Regions from separate parts of the Homo sapiens genome. Here region 1 is linked to region 2. A link is a contact called in ENCODE Hi-C data. All regions are on one chromosome and are shown on one strand. The core of a region is the stretch at or near the end of the contact, and the rest is flanking DNA. Distances in the headings are between cores, read along the strand shown. Region 1 holds the start of CDC20-DT (CDC20 divergent transcript). Region 2 holds the start of FOXJ3 (forkhead box J3).

What was found. Hi-C counts contacts between places; a loop is a spot of excess contacts on that map. Pooled maps may share reads with other maps.
Region 1: a pooled map shows a loop between it and region 2 (14-fold over the local background). The contact joins the promoter of CDC20-DT here to the promoter of FOXJ3 in region 2. A Hi-C loop is called at or near these places in 6 of 50 pooled maps.

What each region holds. Positions count from the first base shown.
Region 1 is chr1:43,354,292-43,360,847 of GRCh38, forward strand. It overlaps CDC20-DT (CDC20 divergent transcript), which reads right to left and starts at 4,382. Exons shown (of 4, transcript NR_183650.1): 1 at 4,259-4,382; 2 at 3,751-3,817; 3 at 3,512-3,609; 4 at 393-715. CDC20 (cell division cycle 20) reads left to right here and starts at 4,690. Exons shown (of 11, transcript NM_001255.3): 1 at 4,690-4,715; 2 at 4,876-5,105; 3 at 5,199-5,347; 4 at 5,434-5,530; 5 at 5,678-5,806; 6 at 5,902-6,098; 7 at 6,208-6,302; 8 at 6,442-6,556. The coding sequence starts at 4,925. MPL (MPL proto-oncogene, thrombopoietin receptor) reads left to right here. Exons shown (of 12, transcript NM_005373.3): 12 at 1-175. RefSeq lists enhancers at 3,459-3,967, 4,079-4,138, 4,478-4,986 and silencers at 4,429-4,538, 4,729-4,878.
Region 2 is chr1:42,333,878-42,339,939 of GRCh38, forward strand. It overlaps FOXJ3 (forkhead box J3), which reads right to left and starts at 1,358. Exons shown (of 13, transcript NM_014947.5): 1 at 1,182-1,358. RefSeq lists an enhancer at 333-1,290 and a silencer at 875-1,394.

The sequences.
Region 1 (6,556 bases), core at 3,132-5,631, 1.0 Mb after region 2:
TACAGCACTGTGATGCTTTATGCAACTAACTGTTTACATATCTGTCCCCTGCTACTAGATTGTGAGCTCCTTGAGGGAAAGGAACATGATTTATTTGTCCTTTTCCCCCAGCACCTAGAGTAGTGCTTGGTGCATGATAGTAGGCCTTCAATAAATTTTTTCTAAATGAATGAAATCTTTCTGGACAAGGTTACCTTAATCCCATGCCAGCTGTCCTCATCCTCTAAACCGTTCATAGGCAGCAGTAAATGTGCTCAGACAGTTCTGATTATGGACTCTCCTAACACATTCTAATTCTCAAACAAATGGTTTTGTTGTCATTGTTTTTTCTGGCTCCAAATATACCCACTGTATCAGTCAGGGTCTTGGAAGAAATAGATGACACACTCAAATTGGGTAATATGATGACAGTGTAATAAACGGCAAACAGTATTTACAAAGATGAGGGCAAGATTTGGGAAAACCATCAAGGAACAGTGCAAGTGCCTCTGAGGCTAACAACAACAAGGTGCTGGCACTAGCCCTAGGCATCAAGGGGTAAGGGAGGGAGTGGTTCCCAGATCACCAGAGAGTAGCTGTAAGACAGGGCTGCCAGGAAGGAGTCATGGCCTTTCTTTGGTGGAGGGGTGCAGCCAACCTATGGGCAGGTGGCAATGAGAGATCCAGGGGGATAGACAGCTCAATTTCATGCTCTTCCCATTCCAGTCTTGAGTCCCTAGGAGTAAAGTCAGAGCCTTTCATGTGGCTGGGGAGGAATTATGGAGATTGGGTATACTGGATGTCATCCATTTGTCCCACCCAGACCTATTCTCCATCCTTCTCCATCTTGTCCTATGCTTAGCAAGGCTGATTCATATGGCTGGCATCCAAGCATTCTCCTGGGCTTTGGTTTCTGCTTGGGTTCCAACAGTAGGAGGATATTATGGATTGAATTCTATTCCTCTCCTCTCCCTCAAATTCACATGTTAAAGTCCTTTTTTTTTTTTTTTTGGCCGGGCCCGGTGGCACACACCTGAAATCCCAGCTACTTGGGAGGCTGAGGCACAAGAATGACTTGAAACCGGGAGGCAGAGGTTGCAGTGAGCCAAGACCACACCACAAAAAAAGATAAAAGTTTTTTTGTTTTTTTTTTTTTTTTTGAGACAGGGTCTTCACTCTGTCGCCCAGGCTGGAATGCAGTGGTGTGGTCACGGCTCACTGCAGCCTCAAACTCCTGGTCTCAAGCGATCCTCCCACCTCAGCCTCCCAAGTAGCTGGGACTACTGGAATTACAGGTGTGCACCACTAGCTTGGCTAATGTTTTCTGTATTATTATTATTTTTTTTTGAGATGGAATCTTGCTCTGTCGCCCAGGCTGGAGTGCAGTGGCGCGATCTCGGCCTACTGCAAGCTCCACCTCCCGAGTTCACGCCATTCTCCTGCCTCAGCCTCCCGAGTAGCTGAGACTACAGGCGCCCGCCACCATGCCCGGCGAATTTTTTTTATATTTTTCGCAGGACAGGGTTTCACCGCGTTAGCCAGGATGGTCTCGATCTCCTGACCTAGTGATCCGCCCGCCTCAGCCTCCCAAAGTGCTGGGATTACAGGTGTGAGCCACCGCGCAGGCCTGTTTTCTGTATTTTTTTTAGAGACAAGGTGATACTATGTTGCCCAGACTGGTCCCAAACTCATGAGCTCAAGCAATCCTCTGGCCTTGGCCTTCCAAAGTGCTGGGATTACAAGTGTAAGCCACCACACCCAGCCAGATGTTGAAGTCTTAACTCCCAGTACTTCAAATACGACCTTATTAGGAAATAGGGTCATTGCAGATATAATTAGTTAAGATGAGGTCAGGGCCCTAGTTCAATATGATTGGTATTCTTATAAAAAGAGAAAATTGGACACACATACACACAGAAAGAAAGCCAAGTGAAGATGAAGGCAGAGAACAGGGCGATTCTTCTATAAGCCAAGGAATGACAAAGATTGCCGGCAAACCACCACCAGAAGCCAGGAGAGAGGCATGGAACAGATTCTTCCTCACGGTTCTCACACAACTCTCATGACACCTTGATCTGGAACTTCTAACCTCCAGAATTGTGAGACAACCAATTTCTGTCATTTAAGCCAGTTTGTGGTACTTTGTTACAGTAACTCTAGCAAACGAATATAGAGGATATCAGGGGATGGGCTACACAAGTCACCTATACTTGCCGGCTTCCCGTTCTCCCTATTTCATTCTTTCCGCAACTCCTCCAAAATGGATCTCAAGCACCCACTTTCCTGATCCTGCTCTCTCCAAAGTCATCGGTAATTTGATTTTCAATGGCCAAATCTGACCCTTTCTGTCATCATTCCACTTGACTACATATATTAGGGTATCTCCCACTTCAAGATCCATGTCTGGATAATTTCCATTGCCTTCCTTCATTCATTTATTATTATTATTATTTTGAGACAAAGTCTCCCTCTGTCACCCAGGCTAGAGTGCAGTGGCGCGACCTCGCTCACTACAACCTGCGCCTCCCAGGTTCAAGCGATTCCCCTGCCTCAGCCTCCCAGGTAGCTGGGATTACAGGTGTGCACCACCACACCTGGCTAATTTTGTACTTCTAGTAGAGACAGGGTTTCGCCACATTGGCCCGACTAGTCTTGAACTACTGACTTCAAGTGATCTGCCCGCCTTGGCCTCCCAAAGTGCTGGGATTACAGGAGTGAACCATGACAACCTGCCCAAATCCTTTATTTTTAAATGTACAAATTCCCTGAGGCTATACCCTTTATCCTTCTCTATAGCTACCACCAGAAGTTGCAAATTATTGCCATATCCCCCCCCTCAGATGTTTTATTTGGTCCTTCCCTACACAGAAACCCCACAGGTACCACAATGCCTAGCAGATGAAGTCCAAAGTCTTTAGCTTAACATTTAAGACCCTGACCAACTTGACATGAGACAACCTTTTCTATGTTTTCTGGGAATTCCCCACCTCTAACCTAAGCATATCCAATTCCTTATTTTCCAAGGTAATTGGAAATAGAGAATGCAAAGGCTTCAAGTCAAAGATAATAACATTATCTGTAAGCATCGGAGTGGACTTTAAGCTAATGACTGAAAATGATTTTTCCAGCCTCTTTCTGGGACAGTATAGCGTATTGTTTAGATTGCAGGGATTAGTCAGATAGTTTGAATCCTGGGCTCCCCTACTTATTATTGGCTGCATGCCTTTGGGCAAGTTTCTAATCTTTCTGACCCAGTTTCTTTTTTCTGTAAAGGGAAGATGGGGTATCTATCTGCCTTATGGGATTAAGGATTGAACTCGATAATGTATGTAAACTTTTTTTTTTTTTTTCAGACAGAGTATCGCTCTGTTGCCCAGGCTGGAGTGCAGTGGCTCGATCTCGGCTCACTGCAAGCTCCGCCTCCCGGGTTCACGCCATTCTCCTGCCTCAGCCTCTCGAGTAGCTGGAACTACAGGCGCCCGCCACCAAGCCCGGCTAATTTTTTGTATTTTTAGTAAAGACGGGGTTTCACCGTGTTAGCCAGGATGGTCTCGATCTTCTGACTTCGTGATCTGCCCGCCTCGGCCTCCCAAAGTGCTGGGATTACAAGCGTGAGCCACCGCGCATGGCCTGTAAATTGTTTTAACACAGTAGTTAGATGGTCCATAAATGGTACCATTATTACTTTTATGATTGCTGCTCCACCTCTGAGCACATTCATACAATTCACTCAAGTCATTATTAGAGCACTAGATTGAGTGCGAGTCAGACCTGGATTCCCACAAACTTCTTTGTATGACCTCGGGCACATCCCTTCCCTGGGCCTCCGTTTCTCCATCTGTAAAATATGGATTTGTTGTCGGGGTGGGGAGGCTGCACCACGCACAGGTTAGACTAATGGATCTCTAAGGTCCTCACATCTTTAAAGCCCCAAGGGGATAAGCCACAGTGCCTCCTGTAGGGCAGTCTAAGCTTATCTTCCAGATAGGCAGGTTTGAATACCGATCCTTTTTCTTGACCTTAAGGAATTCATTCACCCTTTTCAACCTCATTTTCCCTGTTTGTAAAACAACAGCAAACGAGACAAACACACGTTACTTCCTTTCTAGCAGGGTTCCTACCCGGCGCCAAGCAAAAGTGGAATGTACCCTAAGTAGCTCTGGCCTTCTTCCTGCTCCCAAGCTTCCCAATTCCGTCCCCTGCCCCGCTGCCGCCCGCGGCTCTCCTTCCCCTTCTAGGAACGGCTCAAGCGCCTTGGGCACTCCATCGGGTTCTGCACCGAGTTCTGCATCATAAATACGACTCTCGTGTAGGATTTAAGTGTGAACTTCTGCAGGTTCTCGGACCCTGAAGCACCCGGGGCCAGACATTCCGAGCTCGCGGCGGTGGAAGGCACGCAAAAGGGCGAACCGAGACGACTCCAGGACGCTGAGGCAGCGCAGGCCCCACCCGGCCCCGCCCTGCCCCGCCCTGTCCCGGCCGGCTTTCCAGTACTAGTCCTCTGGCGCCGGCTCCCAGCCCCTCTCGTACCCTTCAAATCGCGCTCCGCCGCTAGACTCTCGTGATAGCTGAGACTTTCCCCGGAAGGCCCGCCCCCTTCGCCGGAGAGGCCAATGGGCTAGGGCAACGGTTGCGACGGTTGGATTTTGAAGGAGCCAATAGGCGCTCGGAGCGGAGAGTTTAAGAGGCGTAAGCCAGGCGTGTTAAAGCCGGTCGGAACTGCTCCGGAGGGCACGGTGAGAGGTGGTGGGGCTGAGCCGAGGTGGGGCCGTGGCCAGGGGGAGGGGGTGCTAGGCCGGAAGGGGCTGCAGCCGAGGGTGGCCCTGATTTTGTGGCCGGCCAGGAGCGAAGGGGTCCCTTTCTGTCCCCTGAGCACCGTCGCCTCCTTTCCTCCAGGGCTCCGTAGGCACCAACTGCAAGGACCCCTCCCCCTGCGGGCGCTCCCATGGCACAGTTCGCGTTCGAGAGTGACCTGCACTCGCTGCTTCAGCTGGATGCACCCATCCCCAATGCACCCCCTGCGCGCTGGCAGCGCAAAGCCAAGGAAGCCGCAGGCCCGGCCCCCTCACCCATGCGGGCCGCCAACCGATCCCACAGCGCCGGCAGGACTCCGGGCCGAACTCCTGGTCAGTGAGGTGCCAAAGGAACTGAGTGAGAGCAGCCTTCATACTTTCTCCCTGGGGAGCCTGGTCAGACTGTCTTCTCTTTCTCCGCCCCAGGCAAATCCAGTTCCAAGGTTCAGACCACTCCTAGCAAACCTGGCGGTGACCGCTATATCCCCCATCGCAGTGCTGCCCAGATGGAGGTGGCCAGCTTCCTCCTGAGCAAGGAGAACCAGCCTGAAAACAGCCAGACGCCCACCAAGAAGGTATGTGTCCCAGAGGGGCTTAAGGCACGGGACCTGACTGTTCTTTGGATAATACCATCTTGCTCCTTCACTACCCTTTATGCCAGGAACATCAGAAAGCCTGGGCTTTGAACCTGAACGGTTTTGATGTAGAGGAAGCCAAGATCCTTCGGCTCAGTGGAAAACCACAAAATGCGCCAGAGGGTAAGACCCGAAGTTCCTGGTTCCTGGAGGGAGGTGTCAGTTCATCTCCAGGGCTGAGCACAGATATCTGTCTCCTCTTCCTATCTAAGATTGAGGGCAAGGGAGGTGTTGATTTTCCCAGCGTCTAGACTCACTCCGTTGCCACAGGTTATCAGAACAGACTGAAAGTACTCTACAGCCAAAAGGCCACTCCTGGCTCCAGCCGGAAGACCTGCCGTTACATTCCTTCCCTGCCAGACCGTATCCTGGATGCGCCTGAAATCCGAAATGACTATTGTAAGTGCATCCTTATCCTCGCCTCATGCATGGAGAAAGAGGGCCTGGGACCACACAAACAAGGAAGCTCATGCTCTTCTCTCCACCTCTGACAGACCTGAACCTTGTGGATTGGAGTTCTGGGAATGTACTGGCCGTGGCACTGGACAACAGTGTGTACCTGTGGAGTGCAAGCTCTGGTGACATCCTGCAGCTTTTGCAAATGGAGCAGCCTGGGGAATATATATCCTCTGTGGCCTGGATCAAAGAGGGCAACTACTTGGCTGTGGGCACCAGCAGTGCTGAGGTGCAGGTGAGACGTGTCCAGTGCTGTCATTCTCACCAGTCCCAATGGGCTTGCACAGCTGGAGGATATTAATGCCAAGTCCCAATCTCTGATCCTAGTGGGCTTCTCTCTCTAGCTATGGGATGTGCAGCAGCAGAAACGGCTTCGAAATATGACCAGTCACTCTGCCCGAGTGGGCTCCCTAAGCTGGAACAGCTATATCCTGTCCAGGTCAGTGGTTTTTGTTGGTCTATGGTAGTCTGATATTTGCCCACCCTCCCCTTGACTGTACACCCCTGAACTGAACCAGCTCTGGCTTGCTTGCATTTGGTGCTGCCACAGAACCTGATTCCCTTCTTTCCTCCTCCAGTGGTTCACGTTCTGGCCACATCCACCACCATGATGTTCGGGTAGCAGAACACCATGTGGCCACACTGAGTGGCCACAGCCAGGAAGTGTGTGGGCTGCGCTGGGCCCCAGATGGA
Region 2 (6,062 bases), core at 108-2,607:
TATAACGCTCCTATGACATCACGCTTTTTCACTGGGAAACAAAATAGAAGGAAGAAAACACACACAAATAAATCTCAGAAAAAGACCAAAAAGGTGCCCACCAATCTCTAACTCCTTCAGGAATTAGAGTGAATGGCTCTAACTCATTCAGGAATCCAACCAGGGACAACACAGACGTGGAATGCACCAACACGGAATAGTAAAACCTTTGCTAACCAGACACACAAAAAGTAAAACAGAGAAATGAAAACTATACACCTGAATGCATCGGTAGCAAGCGCTTATTCTCTATAATTAAGCAACAGAGAAAAGAATAAGAGCAGCTAATGGAAGAGGAAAAAAGATGTTAATGAAACTAAGCCCTGTTATGTCCCCTACTGGCCTCAATTTCAGAGTACAACTCTCGATTCTTCATCTAACCAACAGCCGGCCTCGGCAAAGCAAACTGACCCTAACACCTTCCACGCCACCCGGAGGAAATCACAGAGGAAAAACCATCCCGTTAACCTCCCTCCTCACCAGCTGCAAAAATGGAGCTGGGAGGGGGGGCGGGAGACACTCTACCACGTGGGCAGGATGCAACACACACAGGACAGCAACACGTCCGCATGGAACGGCTGCCTTTGCCCTAATCCCAGCAAAGGACACAGACACAGGATGGGCGGGAACGCAAGCACCCTCGCATGGGCCTCCTCTCCCCAAAGGGCCACTCCAAGGCGTGAGGTACAGCCCGCCCTGCCGGCAGAAAAGCGCCCCCAAGCTTAAAGGGAAGAAGCCGCAGAGTGCCGGGGTCGGGGGCTAGCCCAGGCCAAGGGACAGGTCATGGAGGGAAGGAGACGGTCGCTGCCCTCGGACTAGGCGCCCCCGGGATCCACGTCTGGTTCCCCGGTGCCCCGCCTGGGGGAGGGGCGGGAGACGCGAAGCCGCTGCTTCCCAGCTGAGGGGCAGCAGCAGCTGAGAAGCGCCGCGGGGGAGGGAAGGACCCAGCCCTCGGCGTCCGCCAGGCCCCAGCCGGGGCCCAGGCCCCCTGCCCCACCCGCCGCCCACCCCGCAACGCGGCTGCGGCTGGAAGAGAGAGGGCGTCTCGCGGAGGACAGCCCCTGCCTCCGTCCCGGGAGATGCCACAGCCCCGCCTCCTCGCCCGCCGCCCAGGCCCGGCCGCCCTGGCGGGGGGCACTTACCTCAGGCTGCGCAGGCCGGGACGGCCCGGCCGAGCCCCCGGCCGCTCCGTGCGTCTCCGCCCCCCCGGGAAAGGTCCCAACGGTGCCTACTGCGAGCGGTCGAGGCCCCGAGCAGCCCCGAGAGCGGCGGCGGCAGCAAGAGCAGCCAACATCCGGGGCCGCGCACCCGGAACTACTTCCCGACCCGCATCCCCCGCCCGCCCTCGCCGCCACCGCCTCCTGCGGCGTCGCTGCGCCGCCGGCCCGGCGTCAGCGGCGTCAAGTCCCTGCGCGGTCACGGTCGCTTCGACGCACGCAGGATCCCTCCGCTGGGACAAGTAGTGCCCTGAGACTCCCGAGGCTCTGCATCGGCGCAGCCGGTGTCATCTAGCGGCCGGCAGTTCCGAGCGACTTGGGGTCCTTGTGCCTCGGAGTGGCGTCTGGGAGCAAAGGCGGCGGAGGCAACCCCGCAGTTGAGGACAGTAGGGATCGGTGGCTTTGGACCCTGCCCACGGATACCTGGGGCCCCATGCCCCGAAGGAATGGTGCCTTCTGCCCTCCCCCGCCCCCCAACATCCGCCACCTCACCGAAGCGCCCGGCACCTTAGCCTCCTCTCCAGGAAAGCGGACGCCTTTTCCGACCTGGCACACCGCGGATTCCGGGACCCCCAACAAAGGCGCCTTGGACCTTCAGGACACCCCTCTTTTCAGAACTTCATGAGTCCCAGGTGCTAGACTCATGTCTGCGGAGGCCTTTCCCGTGCCTGGTCTTTCTTTCTTTCTTAAAGGAGTTGGACCTCTAAAGGCCCTTCTAATTCTCAAGGTAGCTACCCAGGTTATGGTACTACTATCAGTAGGTGGAGCGTTTAGAAGGGTAGTTTGGTCGACGAGTGAACTTTGGAATTTACTTCTACGTCAGTCTTCACTGATTCTTTCTCTAAACTATTAGCACTGATAATCTGCCCTATAATTTCACACTTAATTACATTCCAGTGTAGTATTTGCTGTTGCTTCATTCGCGTTAGTCACATATTCCCCTGCAGCGCCAAACACGCTTTTGAACTCACAATGGGTGGCTCAATATTTGGAGACTTAGATATTTGTTAGATGAATACTAGGCTGATTGGATGAGAGGAAAAGGAGAGGCATGAGTGAATTGGCCCTGGGTACTTTTTTGACATAGTCTCAAAGGGTTCAGATAAAGACCTCCAGCAGATCTGAGCACACAATTCCTTCAGTAAACATTGAACACCTGCCGTTTGGTCAAGCATTTCTAGGCACTGGAGATTCAAAGTATTCACATATTCCTTTTCTTTATAAGACTAGCAAGATTCTGAAGATTCATGTACTCATTCACTCAACAAATATTTGCCAATCACTACTAAGGTTGCCAGACACTATTTTAGTGCTTGGGATGTATCAGTAAACAGAAGAGAGAGAGAAAACAAATACCCTTCCCTGTTGGAGCTTTCATTCTAATATAAGGAGAAAGATGATAAATGTAAGAGAATTATGTAATATGTTAGAAGGCATATGGGGAAAAAAAAATACACCAGGGTAAGGGGTATGAGGAAAACTGGAGGAAGGGGGTTTGCAATTTTTTTTTAAGAGGGAATCCTGCTCTCCCGCCCAGGCTGGAGTGCAGTGGCGCGATCTCAGCTCACTGCAACTCCCGGGTTCAAGTGATTCTCCTGCCTCAGCCTCCTAAGTAGCTGGGATTACAGGCGCGCGCTACCACACCCGGCTAATTTTTGTATTTTTAGTAGAGATGGGGTTTCACCATGTTGGCCAGGCTGGTCTCAAACTCCCGAACTCAAAAGTGATCCGCGCTCTTCGGCCTCCCAAAGTGCTGGCATTACAGGCCTGAGCCACCGCGCCTGGCCTGCAATTTTAAATAGAGCCGTCAGCATGGGCCTCATTTATAAAATGACTTTAAATCGGAGACCTGAAAGAGCTGAGGGAGTCAGCCATGCAGTTGTCTGGGGAAGAGTGTCCCAGGCAGAAGGAACAGCTAGCTGGTGGAAAGGCCTGGAGACAAAAGCCTCGGGAAGTGTTAAAAATAATGAGAAGGCCAGGACGGTTGGAGCCGTGAGCAAATGGGAGCCTAATGAGGAGATAAGATCAGAGAGAGGGGTCTCAAGTAGGGAGCTGTAGGAATCTTGGCTGAAACAGAACCACTGCTGGGCTTTGAACAGAGGAGTGATAGGATCTGACTCGTGCTTTCAAAAGATCACTCTGGCCGCCGTGCTAAGAGCAGAACTAAGAGGACAATGGTGGAAGCCAGAGGCTCCATTACCCAGGTACAGAATGATGGCTTGAACTAGATAGTAGCAATGAGTAAGATAAATAAGATGCAGTCTCAGCCGGGCACAGTGGCGCTTGACTGTAATCCCAGTTATTAAGGAGGCTGAGGCAGGAGGATAGGATCACTTGAGCCCAGGAGTTCAAGTGCAGCCCGGGCAACACAGCAAGCCCCCATCTCTAAAAAATAAATAACGTACAGTCTGTCTATGGTCTCCCAACACTTAGGCAGAGGCGGAAGATTGCGTGAGCACAAGAGTTCAAGACTAGCCTGGGCAACATAAGGAGACTGTCTCTACAAAAATAAAAAAATTAGCCGGCAGGGTGGTGTGCATCCTTGGTCCCAGCTATGTGGGAGGCTGAGATGGGAGGATTGGGCCCAAGAGGTCAAGGCTGCAGTGAGTTGTGACTGCGCCACTGCACTCCAGCCTGGGTAACAGAGTGAGACCCTGTCTTTAAAAAAAAAAAAAGAGAGAGAAACTAGACTTAGCTCCAAGTCTGGAGCTTTTGGGGTTTTCTTCCTTTATAAAAATTTTTTAACTTTATAGAAATGGGATCTCACTATGTTGCTCAGACTTGTCTTGAACTCCTGTTTAGCACCACCTCTTACAAGTGTTGGGCAGCTCCGCTTCTCTCACTTGTCTGGAATTCTAAGGCACTTCCCTGAAGTGCTCATCCTGAGCTAATATGGGATAGGGCTGGAGAGAGAACAGAGGTGGATAGCTGCCAGAATGAGGTGGGAAGGTGGGGATCAGCAGCCTTTGGGAAGGAAAGAAGTATGAGTCCCAGGGTATTAAAAGGTGGAGGGGCAATAAAATTTATTACATATGGGATTCATACTAAATGAGTAGATTTTAGCTTCTCTTGCCACAATAAACAAAAAAAATGGATAACTGTGTGAGATGATGGCTCTGTTAATTTGCTTCACTATAGTGACTTTTTGACTATCCCATAACATCATGTTGTGTACCTTAAATATATAGATTTAAAAAAGTGGAGGAGTATCTCTCCTCAAAAAAAAAAAAAAGAAAAAAAGAAAGAAAGAAAGAATAAAGCAGGCCGGGCATGGTGGCTAACGCCTGTAATCCCAGCACTTTGGGAGGCCCAGGTGGGAGGATCACTTGAGCTCATGAGGTTGAGACCAACCTGGGCAACAAAGTGACACCCTGACTCTAAGAAAAATAAAAAATAAATAAAAAGCTAGGATGGCCAAAGCAGCAGGGGGAATTCTGGAACATTGTGAGGAGGAAAAGCTTAAAGCCTAGATTGAGAAGGCAGACCTAGATTCAAGTCTAATATTCCATAGCTTACTTCCTTTGTGCCTACATCAGTTATTTAGTTTCTCTTAGCCTCTGTTTCCCTGCCTATAATATGGGAACAATAATCATAGCTATGTAGCAAAAGAGACCATGCACAGGCTGCCAAAAATAAAGGTCCCCAAGACAGCTGTTATTATTTATAAGGTCCCAGTGTCAGCACAGAAAAGAGTATAGTAGTTGACTGTCTTGGGAGACGGGAGTGGACTAGAAGGGAGGGTGCAGAGCAGGATAGCCTTCAAAGAGGAGATATTATCCAGCTCAAGGGACAGATCCTTAAAAGACACAGATTGCCCAGAGGAATGAAGTAGTGGTTTTATTGTTTTGTATTGTTTGCAATCTTGTCCTAGCTTCATCTGAATTCTGAATTCTCTGAAAGGAACACAGCCCAGAGCTGGGCTGCAATAGCCCTACAAAAACCTTGATTGGACACTGGCAGTGCTTCAACAGCTGAGTGTTCAACACTTCACATGACCTAGACGCTAAGATAAATGAGCCTTCACCTGATCCTTTTCTCCCTCTGTATTTATTGTAAGAGGAAATCAGAAAATGAGAAATGAATTTAAAATGAGCCAAGACTTGCAAGAGGGAGAGGGAAAAACACGAGAGAGCCCCTTCTATTATTCCTAGCCCGGGAAGAGCCTTCCAGATTTCCTGGGTATCTTTATCTAATATTTTATAATTCTTGAATTAGGTTTTTTAAAAGGCTATATGTAGGCCATCTGAGAGGTCTCAGCACTACTGACTGCTATTTAAGGAAAATGCTTGGGCATTGGTCGCTATGCACACTTAAAGAGCATTCAATAATCATTTAGCAAGCACCTACTCTATACCAGATGTTGTACTAAATACCAAGGAGTCAAAAGAGAATAAAAGAGAAGCAGACATGTAAACAGTTAATCCCAATGCAATTTGGTAGAAATTTATACTTGTGCCATGGAAACAGAAAAGAAGCAAAGCTTAATTCTGTCAAATTGGATGAGGTGGAGGGTGGGGCACAGTCACTGGGGCCAAAGAAAGCTTCATCCTTAAAAGGTAAAGTTAAGGCTAAATTTTAATAAATGAGTAGGAATTTGCCACGCAGAGATAGAAGCAAGACTGGGAGTAGAGAAAGGCAATTGGGGGCAGAGAACAGCTTGTGCAAAGTCAAAGAGGTTGGGTAGATACAAGAAAAGTAGAGGCCACAGAAGTGATAGTCTTATAAGTAGTCATTAAATATTGGTGGCTGATGGCAATAACTAACTCATGCAGCTAGACCACATCACTCTATGTAAACCATCAAGTT